2 separate regions of the Mus musculus genome follow, and region 2 is linked to region 1. The links are chromatin loops, found by intact Hi-C in ENCODE. Cell type or tissue: heart. All regions are shown on one strand. Links, peaks and the distances in the headings refer to the core of each region. The heading gives the core; the rest is flanking DNA. Region 1 overlaps Itprid1 (ITPR interacting domain containing 1). Region 2 has its middle 110 kb from the start of Gm34753.

Region 1 (11,087 bases), core at 1,237-9,236:
TGTAGGGCTTCCATCGTCTTACTTTCAAGTCCTTTCTCATAGGTCCCTTTGTCGAGACCCTTTCTTCCCAGTTTAGAAAGTGACTCTTCCACAAACTGCCTTATGGAAATAGCATTTATTCATTGTCTTGTTTCCCTCATGTTATCTAACTTGTGATGGAAAGACATTCTGTCTTGCTCACAGATGCCTCCAACATCTCCAAACATGCCTTCCAGATACCTGATCAGACTCAGATAATTATTTTTCATAAAATAAGGCCACATTGTCTTTTTATTGATTTTTCATTGTAGATACATATGCATGTTTAAACATTTCTCATCCTCCACTAGGACACATGCTCTATCAGGATAGCAATCATATGCTACTCAGTGACTATAATATACCTCAGTCAGTTACATAGTGGGCGCATGCAATCAATGAATATTAAAATATTCAGAGCTTTTAGGCTACATAGGATTTGGATTCCCTTGTTAAAGCTGCTCTTGGACATTGCATTTTGTACAAAGATCATCAAACCCACTTTGGTCTAACAGAGACTTCTCTCCAACATGACTGAGTGAAGGACCCGGACCTGATTCTGCCCTAGCTGGTGACTGTAGAGATATCCCTCCTCTGGTCTCAAGGTGAGAGGGACTAAGAGCAACTGGCTGAGTCATCCCAGAGCAGGGAGTCCACTGGCCACTACTGGCAGGAAGGGTGGGATCAGGGGCCACAGCATGGGTTTGAACACATGATCTCTGGCCATGCTTTCCTTCTGTCCAGTTGCATTGTGGCAGATTGTCGCAGTGTTCAGGTAGCTCCTCACACAGAAGGTCTAGCTGCTGAAAGAAAAGACAAAATGGAGTGTGTAGAGAGCAGGACAGGAAGATAGGGGCCATGGTGACATGGCACACTGGTTAGTTTTTTATCAGCTTGACACAAACTAGAGTTATCTGAGAAGAACATCCCCAGTTAAGAAAATTCCTCTAACAAATTGCCTAAAAAGAAATGTAGGAGGGTCCAGGCCACCGTGGGTGGTGCCACCCCTGGGTATGTGGTTCTGAGTTATAAGCAATCAGGCTGAGCAAGTATTGGAGAAGAGAAAAAGGCAGTACGCAGAGATTCCCCCATAGCCTCTGCTTTACTTCTGCTTCTAGATACCTGACATGAGATACCGCTTTGGTTTTCCCTGATGGTCAACTGTAATTTGCAAGGCGAATGAACCCTTTGTTCTCCAAGTTGCTTTCAGCCAAGGTGTTTTATCATAGTGATAGAAGATAACTAGGACACATGGGGAGAAATGTGTGGGTCCAGGAATCTGAGCTGCTTTCCATAGAGAAAGGCAGGAAACCAGATATCACCAAGAAAGTCCAAATAGCTCACCAAAATAATATATTTGACAAAGCATTTTACCAAAGACAATAAATAAACTGCTCCCTTAGGGAACATGAGTTCTCTTCACCTCTCACTCTTAACCCTAAACAATATCCCCCAGGAATCGATCTTACAAGTTTGCTCAGAGAAGAAAATTCATGATTTTTTACAATTTCTTTGTATATGTTTTAATTATGTACATATCTGTTTGTAGTTGTTCAAAGATCAAGCAAAGGGTGTTGAATCCCTTAGAGGTGGAGTTACAGGTGGTTGTGAGCTACCATTCCCAGATGCTGTGCACTAAACTTCTGCAAGACAAGTGCTAACTCCTGAGTTACTTCTCTGGCCCCTTCTGTAAACTTTAACTTTGTTGTGAGCTGCTCTCTTTGAGCAATGCTAAAGAGGGGGAGTTGGCTATTCACAACTTTTAGCAGTGTAACTTGAGAACCACATAAATCCTATATGTGCCTACTAAAACAAACCTAATGGGACTCTCCACATGTGAGCATGTCTTACTCTTTCCCCACATGTCCCCCAATTAACTCCTGTAGTTAAAAATCTGTGCTAAAAATATCTGTAATAGGCTCAAATTGTGATTCATGCTGCCTGTCTTGGAATTGTTCTCTTTGATGACGTCATGAGTTCTGCTTTTACTTGAATGGAGGCCCTAGTGGGAAAGAGGGATGCTTCAGGTTACTATAGGCATGTGGAAAACACAGAGCAGAACTGTTCCTCTGAGTCCACTGCTAGTGACAGAGACCTGTCACATTTGCACTAAATAGCTACCCCAGACCTGCCAGAAAGGTATCTATGGGGCACAAACGTTCTGCAATGGGCTTTCCAAACCAGTAGCCAAGTGGAGTGGTGAGCTAGCTTATGTTGGCTAAGTAGGCCAGATTCAGTATGTTGGGATTCTTGATTTTACAGGGAAAGGGTTAATAGTACTTCTTCCTCCTTTGAATGGCAGGAGAAACCTTAGAGTAGCTACAAATCTGAGCCAACCAGCACTTGACAGGTCAAGGTCAATCTCCAGATGTGACCAGGTAATATGTAAGATTATAGTCTGAAACTGTCCCGCCATTGGCTTCTCATTTGAGCAGCTCTCCTGTGAGTAGTAGGCTGGGGACAGGCACACTATGTACCCACTCTGTGTCCATTCCCCGCCACACCCCTTACCAGTAGGATCCCTTCTTTGATTTGCCTGGCTCTGTCTCCTAACTGAAAGGCCAGCTCTGCCACTTGCTGCCTCAGGGCTTCTCGCAAAGTCCTCAGGTACTCAGCCTCTTCCCTGCTCAAAGACAATAGAAAAGAAAACTTCAAAATCATCACCAGTTAAAGAGAAATCCTACTGTGGTATAACTTATGTACCACATTTACCTATCTCAAGATGATATAAATTATTTGTAAGAAAGTTACCAAGTTGGGTAAGGATAACCACCATGAAACTCTAAAACATGCCGTCTCCCAAATAAGAACACACAATACTCCCCAATAAGAACTTTACTTTAAAAACCTATCCCAACAGCCATAGGCAATAGGTGAATGAATTCATTTTGGTGATATTTTCCACCCCTGTGACAATAATGCACATGGCTAAACTCTGATACCTCCCTGCACAAGTCCCATTCCCATCAATTAAAGAAATCCTGCTGTCCTTTCCTGTCTTCTCATCTGATTGCCCCTCTTCTGACCTTCTCAAATAGCCCCAATCTTCAATAATGAGGGTACCCATCCCATGCCGGCTCTCATGGTCTCACACTGAGAAAGCACAACTAAGGCCATGAAAGCAAGGAGCCAGCCGATTGCTCATTAGCCCTGCTCCATCATGCTCATCTGGCCTGCCTGCCCTGATTACCTTCCCTTGCTCCAGGTGTGTGGTCTGGTACTTACTTTTATGCTTGCCTTAGATAATTACCTTTCCTCTTCTGACATGTCCCTGGGATAGAGTGCCTGCTGTCCCATGAAGTGCTGCTCGATTTCCTCTAAGTGCTCCCGGAAACTCTGGCACACCATCTTCATGGTTTCCATCTCGTAGACTGTGCACTGACAACAAAAAAGAACAACCTGAGAAGGGTGAACTTTCTGCTAACATGGCTGGAGGAGTCTGCCTTTCTTCCCATTTGGAATGCACCCTTTGCAAAGAAGCCCAAGTGCTAACATTTAGAAGAGACCAAGGAGCACCAGCACGTGGCTTGGGAAGAAATTAGAGATTGTATTTGACCAATACAAAAGGGAGCGGCTGCTGAGTGGCACTTGGATGAGAATTAATTATATCCATGGAAGCCCAAGCTAGTCCTAGATGATACAGAGATGCAAGCAGGTGGAGAGAGAACAGGAAAAATCACCATAGAGCAGACTCACACTTAGAAGAATGAAGTCTCCTTTAATCTTGTTCAGTGTTGGTACCCAGTACCCCATTACTCTTAGCATCAACAACATTGAATACATTTACTTAAATGTATTTGCTCAAAAATTTGCTTAGGATTTTTTTTCCTAGTTTTATCCTTTCATAACCACAGTCCTTGAAGACAGAAGTCTACAGGATCTGTTTTCCTCGTCAAACAACACCAACTGAGAGAAATGTTAGGCATCCATGCTCTCTAGGAGCTAGAATTAAGACTTGAGCTCTTCTTGGTCCCACTCCCCATACTAGTGTTCAATGCGTGCTATCTATTCGTGTTCTTGATTCAATATATTATTGCAACCTAAGAGCTTTGAAATTATCCACAGAGAATAACTCTGACCTGTAGTGAGTTGACCAGACACTTGGCCATGGCCCTAGGATGACTAACATCTAATTAAAGTGATTGCCTAAGAAAGCTCAATGTTGCCAGAAATCACACACACACACACACACACACACACACACACACACACACACACACTACTGTTGCCCCTATTTGCATGTATTTAGGAATAACCACCTAGTGTTGGGGTCTTGTATTTGGAAAAAAATGGTTCTTGCTCTCATCAAACACTGATTGCCTGTTAGTTCTTCATCTAGAGGTAAGACCATTGGTTTTGATTTTTTTTCCTCCATAAATGATTTCATATAAATAGCTGAGGTCTTGTGCAGGCAGCCATGTTGTTGAGAGTTTATGGGTGTAATGTCTTTGTTATGTCCATAATGCCACACAGCTGATATTTCAGTCTCTGGTTCATACAATCTTTCTACCCTCTCTTCCATGATGTTTACTGAGCCTTAGATGTAGGGGTTATACTATGGATGTCCTGTTTGGGGCCGTGTGTGTGTGTGTGTGTGTGTGTGTGTGTGTGTGTGTGTACCACTAACTCTCTGCATTTTGACTGGCTGTGGATCTCTCTAATAGACTCCATCTGCTGCATGAAGAAGCTGATGTTGAGTGCCAAGCAGTGCAGTGTACAAGCACCGTGGGGAGGCAGGCACAGCAACACAGACTCCAGCCTTCCTTCTTCAGGACTCACAGCAGTGAACACTCATGCTGTACAAACCAGAAGTGTCTTTCTTAAGGACCCGAGAGCCATTCCTATGAATTGAGCTCAAACTAGAAGTCTCTGTGGGAGGATAGGATTCTGTGGGCTTTGGAGAAGTAACTCAAATGAAACCCATTGGACTGCCAGGCCACAGAACCCACCGTCCTCTGCCTCTGTTTCTGGAAAGTCCAAGACTTTTTTTTTTTAATTACTTATCCTCAAAATTCCACGGTCAAGATCATGCCAGCTTGTTGGTTACTGCTTTACCTAGAAGAGTTTAAAATACAGCCAGCTTACAAACACATCTGTCCTTTTTCCATTTTCTGTTGCACAAGCTCCACTGAGCCTCTGCTCTCCCTCTCTCTCTCACCCTTTCCTTAAAATCCCCATAATACTTCTGCACAGATCAAAATGAAATCCAGTTCTTTCCTTTACTATCGGTTCCTAAATCAAACCTGTTTTCACCTTGTTAATTGATGTCCTCTGTGTGTCTTTGAACCACTGAGCCTAGTTTATCTGGGGGGCACTGTCCTGATTTTCCAATCTCTGATCAGCTTTCCCCTTGTTTTGCAATCTGTATGGGATGATTCTTTGTATGACCATGACCCAGAGGCCCACCTGTGTGTAGACAAAAACTCTTTGATGTCTGTGTCTGTAGTCAAAAGCGCTGCTCATATTTCAAATTCACACCACCTAATTGATCTTTTCTTTCCCAATATCTAACGAAGTCACTGCATGGAATGAAGCAAGATCAGACAGCATGAAGAGACACCTGTCCCTCAGAAGGAAGCTGGTCAGTGCTTCAAGTCAATTCAGGTAACTACTTTCAAAGACCAAGGAGCAGCAAGGCCAGGCCATGCAGCACAATACTCAAGCAGGCTGAGCATCATTAACACTGTGTTTCAAGGCTCAGCTCAATGTGTGTGGGTAACCCCCTGAGACTGGATGGCAGGAGTGTGGAGGGAGCTTAGATTTGGAGACTGCTGATGGCCAGCTTGTGACTTAAGACTGCAGTGCTGTGGAAAATTCTGAAGTGCTGCCACCTCCTGGTTATTTAGAAATACACAATTTAGTCCAAGTACTAGAAATAATTAATTAATTAAGTAATTAATTTCAGAATAAAGCAAACCCTGGCAAGGATAATAACAGGTGTGTGTGTGTGTGTGTGTGTGTGTGTGTGTGTGTGTGTGTGTGTGTGTGGTGACATCTCTGTCTTTTTGTCCTAAGTAAAGTCTGGGTCAAACCCACAGGGTCTGCTCTACTGGTGAAACCCATTAATCTAAACTTCAACAGTAAGAATAGCAGTATAAAAGCAAACCAACAACGTGAGCTTTCACTTTCTAATTGACTCACATTTTTAAACACTGCAAAATTTCTATTTTTAAACCTAAGCCTGTACATACAGATTTTTAATACTCAGGAATCTTATTTTAAGTATGGAAATACATTTGGCTTTGACTTAACATACCTTAATTAAACTATTCCCAAAATTTCATATGGACAAAGTTAATTATATGAACAAATCAGTTCTCCACTAAGAAATTATTGTTATAAAGTACACATAGGAATCTAATCATATCAACAAACCGGTCTTCTAGGTAAACCGGATTATCACAGAACGAGCTGTGGGTTTCTCTGTAGTGTCACACACCATGGGGGAGAAGACAAGAGTGGGCAGGGAAAGTTTTCTCAAGGCAAGATTTTTACATAAAATTGCTCTGACTTTCAACATCTGCTCTGAATGCCTGTTGCCACGAGACAGGTAGCATCCATCTCTGTCTATAATCTTCATTTTGCCTATGACCTAGTTTCTGTTTACTTTTGTCCTAAATAGATTTCCTATCCCATTGGGTTTAACTTAAAGCCACATTGCCTGCAGAATCCTTTTCCAGGTTTTACAGGCCCAGCCAGGCTCATGCACAGCACAGATCCCATTCCTTTTCTACTCTTCAAGTTTCTTCACTAATCCCCTGCTCCTGGACTTATCTACATGTGTGTGCAGATGTGTGCAGGCGCGCGTGTGTGTGTGTGTGTGTGTGTATGAAAACAAACACTCATTGTAAGTGTATATGACCACATGAGTTTACTGTTCCCATTGAATGTGTATTTCTGAACTCTTAAATTTAAAGGAAGAAAAATACATGGCCATCTAGTAAAACTGTGGAATATCCACATCAGCCAAATCAATTACCTTTGTATTTTCTGTATACTTACAAATTCTTTTCTTGCTGTGGTTACGTGTGTCCATGTTCATGTACATGCAGGTGTGTGTGTGTGTGTATAAGTCAGAGGTTGACATTAAGTATTATTTGTCCCTTATTTTGGGGACAAGCTCTCTAGATAAACCTGTAGCTTACCTATTCAGCTAGAATGGCTAGCCATTAAGCTCCAGGGGATCCACCTGTTTCCGCACCCCACCCCAGCACTGACCTCTGCACCCCCTCCCCAGCACTGACCTCCAGGTCCTTGTGCCAGCACATATCCTGGTTTTTATGTGGATACTGGAGCTACAAACTCAGGTTCTCATGCTTGTACAGCAAGCACTTTACAGAGCCACCTCCCCGGCCCCTGATAATTCCAGACTCCAGGAGGATGAGGGCTAACACATCATGGGGCAAGCAGAGAGATAGGAAAGCTCACACTCAATAGACTGATACTGACACCTACATACCAGTGCGAGGATGGCGATTCTACACAAAGGATCACAACAACCTTTCTATGCTGTAGTGCCAAATGAAGCAGAGCATCTGTTTCCAGGCGCCAAATCATTCCACCCAGCTAGAATCATGTAAGTCCAAGGCCCTTCCTGTTCCATACTCAGGGAAACCCCTGACCCAAACTCAGTCACTATCACTATCATAAGCAGCATCCTTAACTTTCTTAACTTTGAGCCAACTTTGGGTCCCTATGCCTGAGTTTCTCTGGTCTCCTCACATTGACAGTTATTCTCAAACACAGTTTGATGCAGTTGTCTTCTACATTCTGTTTACTAGTACATGTTTTACTGTTTTTCTTACGCTGCCAAGAAAAATGCACATTATTTTTAATTGGTGGGTGTGATGTGATCAGAAAACAGATTTAGTATCCTATCCCACCATCATGATTACCAAATGACATTGGGTATGTCTCCAACAACTTTCTCACCTGAAAATTTTAACATAATTTTGATTGCATTCTTGTTATCTTAAATAAAACATAAGACTAAATATCATTTCATTTATAGTTCTTTGTAAAATTGATCCTTGAGATGAGGCTTCACTATGTAGCCTTCAGCATTTGCTATGTTGACCAGACTAACCTTGACCTGGTGATGCTCTTCCTGCCTTAATCTTCTGAGTTATGGCATTACAGAAATGGACCACTATAACTGAACCAGGCTCTCATTACAGATGGGAGTACTTGTTTATATGATCTAACTGTCTGTATAGGATCTCAAATAGCACCTTCTTTAGCTCACTTTCATATCTGACATATTAGCATATAAACTACATAGTCAAGTAAGTGCTTATTTTTCTAGGGCTGTGGTTTTCAGTATGGACAACACTGACATATTAGACCAAAGAGTGATCTGTGGTAAGGCTGCCCTTTGCATGTACAGTAGCATGCTCAATAGCTTCTCTGCTCTGTATCCATTTGTTGCCAGTAACACCCACTGGCCTTCCAGTTGTGACAAGTAAGGTGTCTCCAAAGACTGGCAATGTCACCTGATATGAGCCAGAGTGGGGAAGAACAGTTGCTTAGAGTACTTATAACCTCGCAGTTAATGAGTGTGGTGGTGATTTTTCTGCTCTCCTAGATTTTATTTTATTTATCTTGATATTGAAATTTGAGGTACCTAGGCATTCCACCACTGAGCTGTATCCCCAGGCCCATTCTCCAGGATTTGGTTATTTTAACCCCAGGATCCTAAATACACATCAACCTTTGCCCTTTTCTTCCACTGAATAAGATACCCAGAGTTAATTACAAAGCCTAGATGAATCTTTCTATGAGTAATACAGCCTTTATTTTGGCTCATTCTTAAATATTCTAAATTTCTGACATCTTGCCATCTGAAAATTAATTTCAAGGTTTATGTTAGGCTTATGTAGAGTTCTATATGTCAAAAGTTCACATGATGATTTCCTTTATCTTTCACGCAATCGATCTTATACAGGTTTAGATGTTTTAAAATTGGACACATCTTTGCCTAAGAATTTGAGTTGAGACTCACCACTTAGTGGTTGCAAAGTGCTGAAAGATTACCTAAACTCTCTCAGTCCAGTTTCTTCTTTTACAAAGGAGAGAGGAATTGCCACACACTAGAAACCCAATGAATATTTATGACATCTAAGAAAGTGAAGATTAGACGACACAGTATAAATTAAGTGTTTACAATAGACAGTCAGTACATTTTTTGTGTGTGGAATTAATGGGTTGAAGGGTACACAAGGGCACTGAACTGTGACACTTAGTAAGCCAGTTCCTCTGTACTGTTCATAAACAACTATAATCCTGTATCATCAACACCCTTTACTTTTTGTATGTGAAATTTCAGATGTTATACTCTTAAAGATTTACTTGATAGTTAGCCTGTAAGACCTAGACTATCCCCCACCTTAGAAAGACTTAAAAGGCACATTAGAAGGATTCATTGTAGACAAATTGATTAATCAGGGATTAGGTTGACATTACTCAGTGTTCCATTACCCTAGTACTCATTTTTAAACCAGTTGCCAAAGGTAGATCAGAAGTCTCTTTATATAACACCAGAGGTTCAAGTAATACATCAATAATAAGAGTGACAAAAATTGATGACTATTGCAATCCTCTATCAATTAATATTAACTTGAGCTTTCTCCATGTTAAGTATTGCATTGAGTCTCTAAATATGTTGAGTGGTTTATTTCATCCCTACACAATTTTGTGATAATGGAATGGGTCAATTCTCTACATATATGTATATATATTTGGATGCATACAGGAATGCATTCCTATATATATATGTACATATATGTAAATGCATTAAACCCAGGGCCGTATGCAAGTACTTAGCCACCGAGCTACATCCATAGTCCCCATTCCACTGTTTTTCATGACTGCCCTAGAGACTCTAAATAGCTCAGTCAAGATTATATAGCCTACTGGATTTAAAAGTCAGAATTCTCACTTATACTGACTTGGAGATGATACAGGTTAATTGATATTATAACCTTGAATGTATGAATTTATCTCATAAACTATAAAACACTCAACAAACATGACTAACACTTAAAAAAAGAGATATGCTCTGAGTTTTCTCTGCTATAAAGGAGGAAAAACACTATCTTTGTAGCGTCAGAATGTGGTTGGTGCATCTGCCATCCCAGTTTGTAGAGGAAACACTTACAGAACACAGGTCCCTCACAGTAGTGTCTTGGAGTATTTTCAATGTCTTCATGAACTGCACTTTAGGATCCTCTGCTTGTGAATACAGGGAATGCCTGCAAATAGAGGGTTCTGGGCCAGGGCTTTGCCTCCTCCATTGGCAGTTGGGGCAGTGATGACAGCAGACACAACAGTGGGCAGGTATGGTGTGGCAGAAGCCTGTTGCGGAGATACTAGGAAAACCTGTATCCAAAGAGATGGATTTGGCGAGGGGCCGAGGCCCATGAATGAAGTCATTATGTGATGGCCTGAGCTTGCATTCATGTGCATAAGTCTGAACAGCAACATCCTTGACCTGCCTTGTTTCTGTCTGCAGTTTTAGGTCTGTGGTATTAAGAGGGTCACATGGAGTGCATTCAAAAGCTGTTCCTTTATTATAGGTCCCTAGGTCTGCAACCCTCTGAGCAGCTGACACCAGATTGGAGGACATCTGGGTTGTCACAGACCAAGAGCTGGCAGCATTTGAGTCAGTGGGAACATGTCCAGGTGGCTTATCAAGGTGGGGAATTGACTTTTCAGAGGTTTGAACAAGGTCGCCTTTATAGGGCATGGCTCCTCTGTGCTGGTGAGAGTGCTGTGCTGGCCTCTCCTGCACCAGTGAGCTTTGCTTGGTATCAGGGCAGACTTTGCAGTTGTCCTCTGTTTTGGTGATCTCAGAGTCCACATGATAGAAATTGTCTGAAGGCTGATCAATCCTGAATGACCTTGGTGACTCAAAGTGGTGCCTTTGTATCAGCATTTTTCGAGTACCCTTGTGGCCTACAGACCTATCTTCCTTTTCTGTGACATGAGTCACCAAGACCCCCATTGTGTTATTACATGTAGAAGTAGAAGTGACCACAGGTCCAGCAACACTCTCTGGGTGTTCTCCCACC
Region 2 (8,000 bases), core at 1-8,000, 500 kb before region 1:
GGAGACAAGATAGAGGACATAAAGTCACCCTTGGGGCTTCCTTCCTTCCTTCCTTCCTTCCTTCCTTCCTTCCTTCCTTCCTTCCTTCCTTCCTTTCTTTCTTTCTTTCTTTCTTTCTTTCTTTCTTTCTTTCTTTCTTTCTTTCTTTCTTTCTTTTTCCTTCCTTCCTTTTCTTTCTTTCTTTCTTTCTTTCTTTCTTTCTTTCTTTCTTTCTTTCTTTCTCTTTCTTCTCTCTTTTTTTATTAGATACTTTCTTTATTTACATTTCAAATGCTATACCGAAAGTTCCCTATACCCTCCCCCCGCCCTGCTCCCCTACCCACCCACTCCCATTTCTTGACCCTGGCGTCCCCCTGTATTGGGGCATATAAAGTTAGCAATACCAAGGGGCCTCTTTGGATCTCTTTGTTAATGGCCATCTACTGCAAGAATAAGAATACTCTGACGCGGGTTGAGTGGTACACTGATCTACAGTTGTAACATATGTCATTAAGAGTCATTTTATAGCTGTGTTCATTTAGTAGAATAATACTAGTAGGTTTTCCCATAAGGCCCATCTAGTCTCCAGTTCTTGGCTTCATTAGTAGTGTCAGGTGTGGATTAGATCTCATGGAGCGGGCTTTCAGAGTGATTGGCTGTTCCTGAAACATTTGTAACCCTATTGATCAGAACATCTCTGAGGCAGGTTGCTGCTGTAGGTTTCAGGGTTTGTAGCTGGGTGATATTACAGATTACCTTTTTCTTCCAGTAGCGTGCAGAGCACCTTCAAGCACCATGAATGGAAGTCAGTACGGGAATAGCTTCTAGCTGGGCACCAGCTAGATTCCGCCAGGGCTTTACTTTCAGATTGTGGAGGGTAATCAATGAATAGCATTGGCAATAGGCCTGAGTCTCGTTGGGTGGGATGTTTATGGGTACTCGTCGCTGTGCCTTGTTCTTAACTATGTCCTCTGTTTTCTCCCTAGTTGCAAATGAAGCAGGAGACAAGAATGCCAGACCACTTGCTCGCTTCTCCCGTGAGTAAACCTTGCTTCATTCTTGTGGGGCTCCATAGAATGTGTTCACCAGAGGCCTTTGCTCATGTGCTTCACCTCTGTGATTCTGTTAGGTGTTATTCAAGCAGTAATGCAGTCTCCTGCTAGTTAATTGCCTTAGTCAGGGTTTTATTGCTGTGAACAGACACCATGACCAAGGCAAGTCTTGGTGAAGACTATATATAAGTCTTGGTAAAGTCTATATAAAGAACATTTAATTGGGGCTGGCTTACAGGTTCAGAGGTTCAGTCTAGTATCATCAAGGTGGGAGCATGGCAGCATCCAGGCAGTCATGGCACAGGCAGAGCTGAGAGTTCTACGACTTCATCCAAAGGCTGCTAGTGGAAGACTGACTTCCAGGCAACTGGGGTGAGAGTCTTAAGCCCACACCCACAGTGACACACCTATTCCAACAAGGCCACACCTCCAAATAGTGCCACTCCCTGGTCCAAGAATATACAAACTATCACATCAATATTACTCTTCTGCCCCATCCCATGCGAGGCACTCTTGGCCATGGGCTTTTTAGTCTCAAGACCTCTGGTCTCCAAGCTGAACTCTAGGGCTTTGCTCTTTGAAGCCTGATTTCCAGAGCAGTAGACAAGTTTCACGTTTGCTTTTGAGAGATACAGAGCCTTCAGACACCTACTCCAAATCTTGCACCCAGGCCTGCATTTTTAATAAATCCCCAGATGACTCTTGTCACAATACTTAGAGAGGCACTGTGTGAGGGGTATCCCCAGAGCGCAGTGCAGAGGGAGGAGGTTTAGTGGTGCTGAAGGAAGGAAGCTTGTAGCTGCATAGCCTATCCACATATAAAGCATCATGGCAACCGATTGTGGGTTTGTGCACTTGTACCACTGTCTTAGTGACACTTTACAGCTCAGATGGATTGATGCCTTTCCTTGGGCTCAGGAACATCACAAGTCAGGCTACTGTTTCCCACCAGATCTGTCCAGATCTTGATCTTGATAAGCAAGAAACCATCAAAAGCTTCTCAATGGCTTCCATACCCATATGATCCGCACATCACATAGCAAGTTTGTGGATGTCCTGAATGAGTGGGTAGCAGTGAAAACAGCGGGAATGCTGGAGCCAGAACAGGGGTGATAGAAATGCACTACAAACCTCTTCTGCTTTAAGTTGAGAAATAGTTATGTCTTAAATAAAAATAGGTGGGATTCCCTTACTGCAACGCTATGTTTGCTTTTCTTCAATTTTATGGTCCTGGATTTCCAATCTAAAAAATGAAGGTGATAACTTTTACAAAAAGTTGATATCTCATCCGATCATTACTTTACCCCGAGTGTGGTTGACAAGATCCAAGTGTGACGTGACCAGAGTGATCTTAATGCATGAAGTTAAAACTATGATTTCTCTATTTATAGAAATTCCTCTAAACTCTGCCTTCTCCCACTTTTCAGAAAGTTTCAAATTTTACGATTGATTTCCCAGAGATGGTTTTTATAAAACTGTAATGATGTATGCTAATGACAGAGAACTAAGTGCTCACATTGTAGACACTGCAATGAACACGCACTTCTCACGGGTCCCATTTTTCATTGTCCTCCTACCTGGAACCATTATTTCCAAAATAAGTATTTCAATGAGCATGATGGATATGCCTTTATCCCTTTTATTTTTATTTTTCGTCTCTTGAGTAATAGTCAGAAAGATGGATAATCTGGAGATTGTGTGCAGGATTTACCTTAGTGAGAGTTCCTGACACTTGCCTTGGTGTGGAAAGAGAAGAGGGTCCTTGAGCCACGTAGCCAGGAGATCTGGAACAGTAAGTCCCTTTATGGACAGAAAGGGTGATTTCTCTTGTAGGTAACTTCTACAATTTCTAAGCCATGTGCCTGATTTGAAAGGGTGACATGTCACATGACAGCTTATTTGCTAGACATAAATGAGGGTGCCGGGGGTTGGGGAAGTCTATACAGGAAAAATGGTTCACAGTACTCGTGTGAGATGAGCCCAACACAGAGAAACACTGGGATTAGGGATCGCTCATGGGAGACCTCAGATCTCATCTGTCCTTGCATTTCAAGCTCTAGCTTTGACTTTTAATCATCCTGGCCTCAATCAGAGCAAGTACCTAATAACTGGCTTATTATAAACAGTATTGCTAAGGTGTCTGAGAATGGCACCTGTCCTGAGCCTTGTCCTGAGGCTGAAGCTATATCATTATCCTGGGCATTCCCTCTTATATATGGAGAGATCATAAAGGTTGGTGTGTTAGAGAAAGTTGTTTCTAATCTTAAAACATAAGAGCTCTTTCCCCTGTCAGGGGTTAACAGCCACGTGTAGTGTTCATGTCCAGCCACAGAGGGGCAGACGAAGCCTGGGCTGCGCGATGTGCTTCTGCGCTCCAGGAACTAAGAGGCTGCTGCATGTTCTTTTGGACTTGTACTGTGAAGGAGTTCCAGGGAACTGCAGAAACATGCAGAGGATGCAGTGGTCTCAACGTGTAAATAGCCAGATAGTTTTATTCTGAAGTTTCCATTGCTCTCCTAGAAGATGGGAGAAAAATGTCTTCCTGAGATGATCAATCATTGAAAAAAAATAGTAATTTTTCGACGAGAGAGGTGGCTTAGTGGTTAAGAAAGTATTAGTTGTCCTTCCTGAAGACCTGGGCTACTCCCAAAACCCATGCAGTGGCTCAGACCTGTCTGCAACTCCAGTGCTATTGAACCATATGCCATATGCTGGCCTTGAACAGACATACATGCAGGCAAAACACCTTCACACATAAAATAAAAATAAAACAAAATAGTGGTTTCAGAAGCAGCAGGAGGAATTGAAGGTAATTGGTAATGTCTGTAGATTTGGCACTCTTATTTTGGAGAGAGAAGTATAGATGTTGATAGAGATAGATCTTCTGTTGAAGACCTTAGGCAACTAGGGCTGATGGAGCTAAAAACAGCACTGAGGGTCTTTGCCCTGGATGAATCATTTCCTTACCTGGAAGCAGTGTGGGAGAAGCAGCAATGTGCACTGGGAGATGAGTGCTGGGGCAGGGTTGAGCCAGAGATGAGCATGGTCCTCTATATGCTGATGCTTAAATTGTGACAGAGAATGCTTGGGTGCAAAGAAGTTTCCTATATTGTTATCACTAGGAATGGCTGTCATAGACAAGGGAGCTTGAGTTAGGAAGGGATGGATTCTGGAATCAAGACGAGATCAAGGATGAGAAAGAAGGGCTGCAGCTCATGGCCAGGCCGTCAGAATTCTGAGGGCCATGTGTAATGGAAGAGATATAGAGAACTCAGGGAAGAAGGCATCAACAGCATGCAAGGTTTTATGTAGGTTGAAGTGACAAATTCATAGGAACAGAGAAGGGAAGGAGATTGCTGGGCAATGGGAAGTTATTTTCAGTGGGTATAAAGTTTGGGTTGTGAAAGATGAACAAATCGTTGACATCTGCTGTTTACCACCTAGTAGTACACTCTTAAAGCATATTAGAGAATAGCTAGTACTACATTTTCAAACCACAAGGCCCCCCAAAAACAACCAAATCAAAACCCAAAACCAACCAACGAAGAAACAAAAATTCAGATGGACCAAACAAAGGCCACTTTGGAGGTGATGGGGATGTTCAGAAGTATTTTGATGGTGGGGATGGTATCCCAGGTGTGTGCTTATGACCAAAAATTTCATAATATACACTTTAAATAACTGCATTTCATATGTTGATTGTCCTGCAGTAAAGATCAAAACAGATGTATGGGAGTAGGAGCTGAATTTGAGCTTTTTTTTTTTTTTTGATTTCTCCTATACACTCCATAGTATTTCTCAATACTTCAGCTCCTGTACTGGGCTCTAGGTCCCTCAACACTCTTCAGGATCTGAGCTTCTATTTCCCACTCACCTAATGGTGTCTCTAGAATGTCTACAGGTGAAGGGATGGCAGCTCCATGATTTTTACATAGAATCCCAAGAACTTTCTAGAAATGCAAATTCTTGAATTCATTCTACATTTGCTGACTCTGGCTCTTAGGGATGGGTCCTGATAGAACCTTAGAACCATAGAACTATTTTTAACAGTCCATTTGGTGGCCCTACCACCTGGCACACTTTAAAGTACCACTTCCACCAGCCACCTCCTGGGTACCACCTCTTATTTTTCTCTCACCCTCTTCCATGTCTTACCATTTATTTTCACCTTCCTCCAGTAAACTACCCCAGTACCCCACACAGAACACCTTTCTTTCCTTTATTGTGTTGGTGTTTGAAGACCCCGTTGCCCTTAGCATCTTACCTCCTACCCCCCCCCCCCCCACTTACATTTTGCCTAAATGCAGACCAGCTTCTTTTCCCATAAGGGAAATAGCAGTATTTCCTCCTAGATACCTGCATGAAGCTCATACAATAAAAAAGGTCAGATTAGAATCTTTTGACTTCAGGGGCACAAGGAAGATGTGATTTGACTACTTCCCTCCTCATTTGTCTTCTACTCTCTTGTTGTGAAAAAAAAATTAGGGCAATGTTTTAGGTTCCAGCAAAAGATAGTTTAGATAACTTGAAAACTCTTTCATTTTTACATGCATAAAGAAATACTGAATAAAATATTTCAAAATACTTTATAATAAACAGAAAGCATTTTATGGGTTCTAGCAATGGAGGGACAATTTAGTGTCAGTAGAGCTCACTGATTCCACATCATTTCCATAGCCGCTGGCACCATGTTTTACTGCCCATGTAATGAAAGAATTTGGGTTATGCAGTATGGTGAACTAACTGAAATCTCCTAAATTGGACTTTTAAAACATAGATTTGTTTTCCAAAAGTGTTTGCATCTTTCCCATCCCCCCTGTTCTTGTTAGAGTGTGAGACAGATAAACCTCACACTGAGATGTAAGGCTGCATTTTCTCCCTTTCATTCGGGTGACCTATACATGTAGCAGAGACAATATGATGTGCCATCGGTAGACAACATATGTGGAACAAAGAATTTTACCTCTCCTTTTATTTTTTGGATGTCAGTGGAACAGTAGCAGCCCAGTGGGGTCCTTGGATTTTTACATTCTCTTTGCAGTAATGCGGCAGTATCCTGTATTTTTCTGCTTGTGTGTCAGAGAGTAAGACCAATGAAATTCATGCTAAGAAACATTTAATCAAACTTCTAAAAATTCAGGAGTAATTTTGGAAGAAGCCAGAGTAAACAGACAACTGACTGGTAGAAGGAAAGCAAATTGAGTTATGGCAGATTCCTCATCAGGAGCCACAGAAACACAATGTCTTCAAGCGATAACAGGAAAGAACTACAAATGAGGAAACCGGCAACCAGTACGATGACCTCCAGAACAAAGGAACAATCTACATGTTATAAGTTGAAGAAAAAATCAGGCGGAAGGAAGGGTAAAGGAAGTTCCTAAACAAAAGGAAACTTAAAATCAAGAGCCATGGAAATGAGGAAGGGAAGAGCAGGAAATACCAAGAACAAGTCGATAAGGGCTTACCTCAGATTTTCTAAATTACTTACGGTATTTGAAGAGAAATCACAATTATCCGATGTGTTTCTAAGGGTGCATAAAACAAATATAATCATTATGGATGCTATTAAATAGTCATAATTTTATTTTAAATTGGGCAACCACAGGGATATAAGTGGATATAAAGGTTCTATACTTGAATTGGCAAAAAAATCACTCTAGAAGACATATACTTTGGTACTTATTATTACCGTGTATATCCAATGTATGATGCAAAATCCAGTATACCTACTTAGAAATCTATACACAAACATTCTAGTGAGTCACAAGAGGAATAGAAGGATTAAAAAACAAGCAAAACAAATATGTCTCCAGTATGAATAATACCCTATATGCAAATGATCTAAGTTCAGCAATTAACGGAGATATTGTCATAGTAGATTAAGAAACATGACCAACTATATATTACCTATAAGAAACAAGTAAAACCATTTAAGCAAGTTGAAAGTCAAAGAATGGGGAAAAAGAGCCACATTAGCATCAATCAAAGAGAATCTCTAATGTATCATCAAATAAAGAAAACATTAGGAACATTGTGTCATGATAGTGGTCATTCTACCAAGAAGACAGCACTTTCACATGTCTATGTAACAGTGAACTGAGATGTAAAATATGTGAATCAAAATCTGACATAGGTAAAACAAGAAAGAGATAGCTAGCTACACAACTATAGTTGGACACTTCAACACACCTCCTTCAATCATACATAGAGCATACAGAGCATAAAGAAGAACTCAGCACCACCAACAATCAGTGGTATTTAATTGTTATGTGCATAGTTCATTCAGTAACTGCCAAACACACATTTCCTTCTAAAGTATGCAAAGAATACATCCCAAGATAGTCTAACCTTAGATCATAAAACAATATTAAGAAATTTAAAAGAACAGAAATTATGCAGAATGTGATCTCTAACTGTAATGGAACCAATTAGAGAAACTCAAGAAGCAGATCTTCAAACAACTGTAAGTAAATATCACATTTCCATCATGAAGATGAAGTCTTAAGAGGAATAAAATCATGCTTTATTGAGTTTGGATAAAGATGAAGTTTGTCAAAGCTTACGGTACTTAAAAGTTAAACTTTGTTCAAACAGGGTTAAGAGGAAAGTTTGTTGAATCAAAATGTATGCAGATATTTACAGCTTCCAAATGCTGACACCATTGCATACACTAGCAAGATTTTACTGAAAGGACCCAGATGTAGCTGTCTCTTGTGAGACTATGCCGGGGCCTAGCAAACACAGAAGTGGATGCTCACAGTCAGCTAATGGATGGATCACAGGGCTCCCAATGGAGGAGCTAGAGAAAGTACCCAAGGAGCTAAAGGGATCTTCAACCCTATAGGTGGAACAACATTATGAACTAACCAGTACCCCTGAGCTCTTGACTCTAGCTGCATATGTATCAAAAGATGGCCTAGTCGGCCATCACTGGAAAGAGAGGCCCATTGGACACGCAGACTTTGTGTG

Evidence for each region. A loop is a pair of places that touch in the nucleus more often than their neighbours do. Peaks named below come from ENCODE experiments on the same cell type or tissue, not always from the same donor. Only the 100,000 strongest peaks of a DNase experiment are listed, where the experiment ranks them.
Region 2: it touches region 1 in a loop (5-fold over the local background); 2 of 42 quality-filtered maps call a loop at or near these places.

Annotation. Positions count from the first base shown.
Region 1 is chr6:55,967,897-55,978,983 of GRCm38, reverse strand. Itprid1 (ITPR interacting domain containing 1) reads right to left here. Exons shown (of 14, transcript NM_001081665.1): 11 at 10,175-11,087; 12 at 3,269-3,396; 13 at 2,530-2,641; 14 at 386-821. The coding sequence ends at 471. Among named protein-coding and RNA genes, the nearest start is that of Ppp1r17, 44 kb to the left of the region's middle. In heart, for the core only: a CTCF peak has its summit at 5,840 (motif pointing left); no DNase peak of the experiment used is centred there.
Region 2 is chr6:56,472,154-56,480,153 of GRCm38, reverse strand. It overlaps a transcript of Pde1c not described here. Among named protein-coding and RNA genes, the nearest start is that of Gm34753, 110 kb to the right of the region's middle. In heart, for the core only: a CTCF peak has its summit at 3,343; no DNase peak of the experiment used is centred there.